Regions from separate parts of the Homo sapiens genome. Here regions 1 and 3 are each linked to region 2. The links are chromatin contacts, found by Hi-C or POLR2A ChIA-PET in ENCODE. All regions are on one chromosome and are shown on one strand. The core of a region is the stretch at or near the end of the contact, and the rest is flanking DNA. Distances in the headings are between cores, read along the strand shown.

Region 1 (2,700 bases), core at 173-2,672, 1.4 Mb before region 2:
GCAGGACCTTGAAGTGTCCTGGTACAATTTCAAAAGGTAGAGAAATGGGAGAGAAGGACATTTCAGGTAGAGGGGAGTGATGAGCAAAGGTGAAAACAGTGTTATCCCTTGCAGCTGTAGGGTAAGAATTCATGGGAACCCAAGGGTGGTGCATGGCTACTTCATCCTCTGGCCATTGGAGAGCCACAGAATGTTTTGAGCAAGGGAATATGTGTTAATCAGTTCAACTGGTAGTCAAATACAAAAATTAAATGTTGTATGATTGGAAGATTTCTGTGTGTACACTGTGGGAAGGAGGGATGATAGGAAACAGGAAAAATTACCATAAAAATTTGAGATAATGTAGATGACCTGTGAATACAGATTTAGAGTGTCTGCAAACAGGCATTGTGATGGCTCATGCAAATTCAGTCTCTTAAGCTGAATTTGCCTGTGTGGCAGTGTATTGCTTATCTTATGTATTAGTCACTTAGGGGATGTTTTTCATATATTTTCCAGAAGACTGTGAATGGGGAATAAGCAAAGTGGCGGTAAATAAAAAAATGATTATTTGTTGACATAAATTTGTATGTATGTGATTTATATATGAATTTTGCCTGGGAAATAATGATCAGCCTCATGAGGCACAACAAGCCCAGCCTCTTTAGAGAGGCGTTGTGTTTGTACTAGCAGTTCTTTTACCTTATAAACATACATATACACAAACATAGTGTAAAACTCCACCCTAATTAGGTTTTCAGCTCAGTCTTTCTCTGGGCCAGTGTCTTCTTTAATTTTGTTTTGTGTGTGTGTCATTAAGGAATGATACCAATAATAGGGTGTCAAAAAGGAAAGACTTTGGCCTAAACATGGCTCAGAAAAAGGACTGCCTGGCCTTCTTCATGCACACCTGCCAATGCATCATACTTCTGACTTGTAATTCCTGTTTTTCTAGTCTTTGATCGCGTGGGGCAAAATAACATTCCAGCTTGTTTGTTACTTTGAGTTCTGCATCATTTGTTCCTTGATTAAGGGCCTGGAAGCCCCACTTGTTTGTGGCATCCAGAGGTCTTATTTTCCTGGGTGTGTGTAGCTAGGTGTAGATAGATCTTTATATTAGATGACTGCCTTTTCTGACCCACAGATAAGACACCTTTGTCTGACAGATGCTAGGGGTCAGAAGGACAGGATGTGGGAGTTTGGTTTCTTTTGTAAAATGTGCAGTGTGTGGTCTCCGCAGGTGCTGGATTTCTCTTCGCGGCTAAGAACTTCCCAGTCTGGGGAAAATACCCATGTTGTAGGAAGCGAGATCTGTGGGTCTTGCTGTAGCTAGTTAACTCAGGCTGAGGTTTAGCAAGTCATGGACCTCCCACATCCTTTTAACAGTACTGTTTCTCCTCTCTCTCAGATGACTTGTGTGAGACTTAGCCAGGTGTCAATGGATGTGAAGGGGGTTTGGAGGAAACAAGGGCAAGACAACATTCTGGCTGGACAGGGAGCCAGCTGGAGGGGTGGGGCCACATGAATGGGACACACCCTTGAGGGAAGTGGTTCTAAACCTCAGCAGTGTCAGAGTGTCCTGGAGGGACTGGTAAAACACTTGAGTTGAGTCCGTCGCAGTGGCTAATGCCTGTAATCCCAACACTTTGGGAGGCTGAGGTGGGAGGATTGCTTGAGGTTAGGAGTTCAAAACCAGCCTGGTTAGAATACTGAGACTCAGTCTCCACAAAAACAAACAAATTAATTATTTAATAAAACAGATTGCTGGGCCCCACCCCCACAGTTTCTGATTTAGTGGGTTTCTGATTTAATGGGACCTGAGATTCTACAATTCTAATAAGTTATTAGGAGATACTGACTCTGGTTCATGGACCCCTTAGCAAATCCAAGCATTGGTTCAGCAGGCAGAAGACCAAGTCTTAACCAGCCTGGAGTCCATTCTGATTCCGAGAAGAACCAGAGAATTCTGGTTATCATTAGATTGTCATAACCCCCTTATTTTATATAACACTTCCACATTTGTAAATCACTTTAATATATGTTTCTTCTCACAACAAAATAACCCTGTGAGGTAGGCAGGGGATTTATTAACCTTGTTGGACGACTAAGGAAAATAAGATTGAAGACAGATGACTGACTTACCCTAGGGGCAAAAATAGTTGAGCTCATACTTATATCTAGATTTTCTTACTGTAGATTTATTGCTCCTTCTACATTGTCTTTTTTCCTTGGAAAATACTACATTTTATTCAAATGATTTTGAGACAAAACAAAATTAGGGAGATGTAGAATCCTTTCGCTCATGCATTAACAGTAAATATTTTTTGAAGACATAATACAGAGCACATACTTATTGTTGAATAAATGAATGAATGGTTTCCATAACTTCCCTAACTACTTCTGAACTCATGCACTTTAGTGGCCCAGTAGTCTCAATTACAAATAATAAGAAAAGCACAATAATTAATTAATACAACATGCCTATTAAAAATACTTCCCAAAACATTGCCTTTAAAGCTAGTAAAAAGCTTAGAGATCATCTGCTTAGGTATTGCTCAATGTTTGTCCAACTTTACTTATTTTAATCACAGCCCCCAACACAAAACAACTTTTAAGTTTAGAATAGTTTTAGAGGTAGAGAAAAGATGTGAAGATAGTACAAAAAATTCCCATATGCCCCAAGTGGTTTTCCCATTGTCAATATCTTACCTTAGTATACTT
Region 2 (2,953 bases), core at 206-2,705:
GACAGAGCAAGGACAAAACTAAGGACTCCTATTTCCGTAGCCATTACTCTCTGTCCTACACTGCACTAAATAACACCAACATAGAAACATTTTCCTCAAAACAAGTATTTTTGCAACACATTTTAGAGTGAGAAATTATTAATCAGTGAGAAGATGCAGACAGATGTAGAAAAAAGTTGACCCAGGTTAAATATGGTGAAGCCCAGAGGCAGGACTGTAAAATACCTGGATGCCTACTCTGACGAAACAAACACTTAGCGCCTCTAAGGATTCCCAAAGGACACACCTGAGGGGGAGGGGAGAGGTGAATACTTGTACCTCTGAAGCTGATCCACAGAAAAGCAGAGTCATCAATTTCCTAAGAACATTCTCAGCCATCTTAAAACAGCAAAAATTAGGAAGACGGCATATTTTAATGAATCCTTTGGTTAGGTTTAAGATAAAGTGAAGAACACACAACCCAGGATGATTAAACAAACAAAAGCACAAAACTCAAGTCCAGAGGCCACTTCGGTCACTTCAGTCATAGCTAATGAAAGTATCACAAAGGATCTTTTCATCAAATGAAGAACTAATGACGTTATAGGTCTATATTCCTAATTCTAACCACTTACAGGTGTGTGTTTTGATGGATGAGAAAACTCAAGCTTAGAGCCTTTAAGTAACCAAGATCACCAAGGCAGGCAGTGAGAGAAACCCAGGCAGGATTCGAACCCTAGCTGGCTGAGCCATTCTCATTACCGTCACAGTCAACAATCAACACGGCAGTTTAAGTTCATCCTTACCAGTCACCCAGGAGATGAGTTTTGAAGAGGGAGTTTAAAAGGGGCATCTGACTTTCTCTCTCTCCCAAAGTAGAAGAGAACTGAGCTGTCAAAAACAGAAAAAGAAGTGAGTGCGGTGCCGCCCGGGATCTACATCCCGCAGCTCCGGACCAAGCCCGCCCCGCTCGACTCGCGCAGCCCCAGCCACGCTCGGCTCTCCGCCCGAGCCGAGGCGCCGCGGCTGTCAGACGCGGAGGGGCAGAGACGCGGCCCAAAGGAAGGGACAAAGAGCCTTCCCGGCCGCGGCCGGAGGCTGCCGGCCCGTTCCTAAGCCGGGTTTCCGCAGCAGCGGCCCTAGCGGGGCGGGGACCGGGGACGGGGGCGCGGCGGGGGAGGAGCGGCCGGCTAGGCTGAGGGGCGCGCGAGAGGTGCGGGCCCGGCTGGCGGACTCGCCCCTTACTCATTACCTGGCCGTGGGCTTCTCGTCACGGTCGCCGCCGCCACGGAGCTTCTGAGCCGGGGCGACGCAGCGAGAGCTAATAAGCGGGCGTCAGCTGCGTCCCACACTGGCGAAGCAGCCTCCAGATCGAGCTGGAGAAACGCCGGTGGGTGGGAGTTGGGACGAGGTTTGTTCCCAGCTTGTGGAGATTTTACTCCGCTCGTCCCTCGCACTCGGCTTCCGCTCCGCCTCCCTGCCGGCCCTTCCCGCACTCGGGGGCCAGCCGCCCGCGGCGCGCGGCATTGTGGGGGATGTAGTCCCAGAATGAGGAAGCGGCGGCACGTGCTTCCAGCCGCCCTGCACCTACCCTGGGTCAGAACGACGCAGCTGCGCGGCAACCAGAGAGGGCGGCGGGGTCTTCTGTGTTGGAAGATGAGCCCGCCAGAGGCATACCCTCGGCCTTAACTCGCTGCAGGCGCTGGAAGAAGGGCTCTGGCGTCTTGTTCCCGACCCTCCGGTGAGGAACCAACCTCCTAATACTATTGACCTGAGGCTGGGAAAGCTTAGTGATGATTAAGTGTGCTACAGATGAGACTACCCATTATTGAAGCCAAAGGTCCTTAGCCAGTGGAGTGAGGCAAGAAAAATAAAAGGATTGAAGATTAAATAGGAAGAAACAAAATTATTTTTTCATAGATTATGTAATTATGTACGTGGAGGCCGGGCGCCGTTGGCTCATGCCTGTAATCCCAGCAGTTTGTGAGGCCAAGACGGGAGGATCACCTGAGGTCGGGAATTCGAGACCAGCCTGGCCAACATGGTGAAACCCCGTCTCTACTACAGATACGAACTTAGCAGGGCGAGGTGGCGGACGCCTGTAATTCCAGCCTCTCGGGGAGCTGAGGCGGGAGAATTGCTTGAACCCAGGAGGCGGAGGTTGCAGTGAGCTGATATCGCGCCACTGCACTCCAGCCTGGGCAACAAGAGCAGAACTCCGTCTCAAAAAAAAAAAAAAATTGTTTGTGGCACTTCAAAACAATCTGCAGATAAACTGTTAACAATAAAAGTTTTTAACAAGGTTAATAGATACAAAAATCATATTTTAAAAAATCAATATTTATTTATATATGCTAGTAAAAAAGATAATTTTTTTAAAGATACCATTTCCAACAGCTCCAAACAAATATCAAGTACCTAGGAATAAATCGATCAAAGAAATGCAAAACCTGCCTGAAGAAAACATTGGAAGACACTGAAGAAGACCTAAATAAAGATGTAACATGTTCATAAATTGGAAGAGTCAATACTGAAAAATGCCAAGTCTCTCCAAACCTACCTACAGAGCCAGTGCAATTCCCAACAAAATCTCAATAAATTTCTGTGTATGTGTGAGAAACTTGACAAGCTAATTCAAAATGTTATGGAAGAGCAAAGACAAGCATTCATGAGGAAGAGGAGGAAGAAAAAAAAAGAAGAGGAGAAGGAGTGGGAGGAGGAAAACTTGTGCTACCGGATAACAAGCTTTATTATAGACTAGGCACGGTGGCCCATGCCTATGATCTCAGCACTTCGGGAGGCTGAGGCAAGTGGATTGCTTGAGCCTGGAGTTCAAGACCAGCCTGGGCAACATGGCAAAACCCCATCTGTACCCCCCAAAAAAATACCAAAGTCAGCCAGTTGTGGTGGCATGCACCTATAGTCCCTGCTACTCAAGAGGCTGGGGGCAGGAGGATCACTTTGAGCCCAGGAG
Region 3 (3,050 bases), core at 249-2,748, 1.2 Mb after region 2:
AAAAAAAGTATACCTCTCCTGATTTTATGCTGCATTGTCTAAAGTTGTCATATTTATGTTGTTCTGAATAATTTCTTCATAATTTTAATGATAAGCCAATCCAGAAGAAAAATTTTAACATCTAAAGTCTTAAGATTATAGCAAATTAAAAAAATTAATTTGACTAATATTATTACTACACAGAATTATAATAGAATGATAACATATTTTTAAGCGTGAGGTCCCTTAAAAATGAGGTAATATTGGGGAAATGAAATGGAAATATGAGTTCAAGGAAAAAAGTTCTATTAAAAGATCATTCATGTATTTTAAAATTTTAGATGATAAATATATCATTTCTATCTATATTCCTTTGGATAATGGAAAAATATAATTGGTATCTATATTCCTTTGGCCATATAGAAATGCATTCATTAACATTTTGTTGTAAAGTGTCAATATTGACTACGTGCCATAATTACATCTTTGCAACTATTTTAACACGGGAAGGGAAACTTGAAGTCTCATCTGAAAAAGGTTCAAGAGGATATGTAGGTTTCTAAAATTGTTTTAGGAGATATGAGAGTAAACAATGTTGCCTCGCTATGATAAACCATAGATGAATAATGACTAGATGAATGAATAAGCAAACCAGCAACTGAAAGCAAGAAATCCCTTCTAGGGTAAATACAACTGAAAGCAAGAAATCCCTTCTAGGGTAAATGAAACCAATATGGGTTGCATGACGTTTATCCAATGCCTTCATGTCTTTGCATCTCAATTGCTCATCTGTAAAAAGGAGATGGTGATAACTGTTTGTGAGCCTTAGATGAGGTCATGCATGTAAATGTGCTTTGCACCTGGCAGGTCCTCAGTAAGTGTTTGCCGAAGTACTAGGTGGCAATGCAATTTGGGTATATCCATCTCTTCCTGTCCTAAGGGATGCTGGTCAGTGTACCAGAAGTAAAACAAATTGGCTTCTATGGCTGCACACCAGGACAGGTCTTGATTACATGAAGGACCTTACTAAACACCCTTCCATCCTAACAAAAATATGTGGAGCATTTGACCATTGCACAGGGATGAGTTCCCACTTTACTCCCACAAATGTGATTTGTGTCAGCTTTGCCCTACAAATGATGTGTTTGTGGACATTCCATCTTTGGAATCTATTAAAACAGTCATTGTCAAGTATTTATTTAGAGTCAATAGAACTACTATGTATTATATAAAATATAAAACACAGGCAGCATGCTTCATGCCAAAGTGGTTACTGAATCTACTCTTTTATAAATATACAATATTGACTGATCTTCCAACCAACTGAATTACAAGCTGACCAGTACACACACAAGAAGTCATTTCTTTATAACAGTTGATGACAGGCCTCTGTCACCAAACTGTATTGGAAGTTGGCCTGGCATTTAATAAGCAATGGTGACCAATTAAGGAAGTGAAATGCTTGTGCAAAGTGCCTAATATAATAAGGTTTTTGCCCATTACTGAGACATCAGTGATGTCCCAGAAGAGAAAGTGACTCTGGTTACAAAGTGGAACCAGGCCATGCTAAATTAGAGCTGCTTCTATACTAAGGCTACCAGTCATCTTTAACATCAAGAGTGCTCACTGAGCTCTTCAGACATTTACCCTAAAACAAGAGATGAATTTTAAAATGAGTCTTTTGATGCTCTCTGGAGAGCAAACCCTTAAGCTATATTCCTATAAAAATTAAGAATCTCATTCCAGACCCCAATTAAACTAAAAAATATTGTAGAGAGAGACAGAAAAATCAAGTTTCTACAATGTGCCAGCCACTGGCTAAGTGTTTTCCCAGATACTGTCTCATTACTCTTCACAGCACCATTGTGGGGTGGGCAGCATTCCTTCCATTTCACAGATGAAAATACTGAGGTTCAGGGAGGGTTCAACTTGGGACCAGGCTTGAGTCGTTTACCTGAAACAAAACCCACATTCTTTCCCCTTCACCTTATTAACTCTAATCTTGGCTGAAAAAAGTGAGTGCTCAGAAAAATAAGGGTTATAGAAGTGAGATTAGCATTCATATTCCAATGGAAGTGTCCATCAGAGTGGTTCTAAATCTTGGCTACGCATTGGAATTGCCAGTATTCCAGGGTTTGCACAACTTGCTTGTAAGAAATCTTAGGGCAGTGTTTATCAACCTATAGCAGGCTTCAGAACCACCTGGAGGTTTGTTAAAACAGATTTTTGGGCCCTGTCCCCAAAGTTCCCGATTCTGTCTTTCTGGGGTTGGCCTAAGAATCTGTATTTCTAACAAATTTCCTGTGGCTCCAGGTTGGGGACCTCACTTTGTGAACCACTGGCATAGGGCATTGTCTTGCAAAGCGCAGTCCTGTCCCAGAGTATCCAGGTTGGAATTAGGGACTCAAATGCAGGTTCTTGGCCCTGGCCCAAATCTATAGGATCAGATCTCAGAGGGTAGGGACCGGGGATCTGCCTCATAAACAAGTGTTCCAGATGATTCTTTCACTTGCAGAAGCATGAGAACTGTCATCCAATGGGTCTTTGAACTCCTTCATCTCATATACAGCCCAGCTTTTAAATACTGTCACATTTTGAACGACAACTGCACAGCAGAACTGCATTTACAGTTGACCATTAGCTGCTGCTGTGACTTGCTTCTGGTTATTTAAAATGCCCACAAGGGATCTCTTAGCCCATGCTTCATAAATAAAGCCCAAAGAAGAAATATTTATTCATTCATTTTTTTAAAAACTCTCCAGTTGTCAAGTTTCCGACTCATCAGGGGGAAAGACTGATTAGTGGTTGTTTCATGCTTCCCCACACAAGTGAAATCAGGAGGAGAAAAGCATTCTATAAAAGAGCTTATTTCCCTTCCTCTTCGCCTCTCCTGCCTCCTCATTTACCCTTAGCTATTCAGTTTCATCAGCCCTTGTGAGAATATAGCTCTGACTTTGAGTTTAAAGGGGTTGGGCTGCTTGGAGAGCAGTGCCCTCCCTGCTGCTCTTGCATCTGGGAAGCTGGATCACCACGGGGACTTCCCCCAAGCCGGAAAAGGTCGACCAAATCCC

Evidence for each region. Hi-C counts contacts between places; a loop is a spot of excess contacts on that map. ChIA-PET counts read pairs that join two places held with the same protein, here RNA polymerase II (POLR2A). Pooled maps may share reads with other maps.
Region 1: a map of GM12878 shows a loop between it and region 2 (4-fold over the local background). The contact joins the enhancer-like site here to the promoter of CCDC126 in region 2. A Hi-C loop is called at or near these places in 2 of 168 maps with a recorded cell type or tissue (CD8-positive, alpha-beta T cell and GM12878), 3 of 37 single-sample maps with no recorded cell type and 5 of 50 pooled maps. POLR2A ChIA-PET finds 5 or more read pairs at or near these places in 1 of 52 experiments (GM10248).
Region 3: a map with no recorded cell type shows a loop between it and region 2 (12-fold over the local background). The contact joins the enhancer-like site here to the promoter of CCDC126 in region 2. A Hi-C loop is called at or near these places in 2 of 37 single-sample maps with no recorded cell type and 5 of 50 pooled maps.

What each region holds. Positions count from the first base shown.
Region 1 is chr7:24,964,738-24,967,437 of GRCh38, reverse strand. All of the region lies in intron 1 of OSBPL3 (oxysterol binding protein like 3), which reads left to right. Among named protein-coding and RNA genes, the nearest start is that of OSBPL3, 14 kb to the left of the region's middle. RefSeq lists an enhancer at 1,102-1,261. Within about 2 kb of position 1,422, at least 11 of the 41 ENCODE cell types and tissues checked have a DNase peak (open chromatin) inside an H3K27ac peak, as active enhancers do; they include CD8-positive, alpha-beta T cell and GM12878, where a contact is called at or near this core.
Region 2 is chr7:23,595,884-23,598,836 of GRCh38, reverse strand. CCDC126 (coiled-coil domain containing 126) reads right to left here and starts at 1,455. Exons shown (of 4, transcript NM_138771.4): 1 at 1,232-1,455; 2 at 786-870. LOC105375187 (a long non-coding RNA gene) reads left to right here and starts at 1,512. Exons shown (of 2, transcript XR_927098.2): 1 at 1,512-1,720. RefSeq lists a silencer at 974-1,213.
Region 3 is chr7:22,445,629-22,448,678 of GRCh38, reverse strand. All of the region lies in intron 4 of STEAP1B (STEAP family member 1B), which reads left to right. Among named protein-coding and RNA genes, the nearest start is that of STEAP1B, 53 kb to the left of the region's middle. RefSeq lists enhancers at 534-603, 614-663. Within about 2 kb of position 1,498, at least 2 of the 41 ENCODE cell types and tissues checked have a DNase peak (open chromatin) inside an H3K27ac peak, as active enhancers do.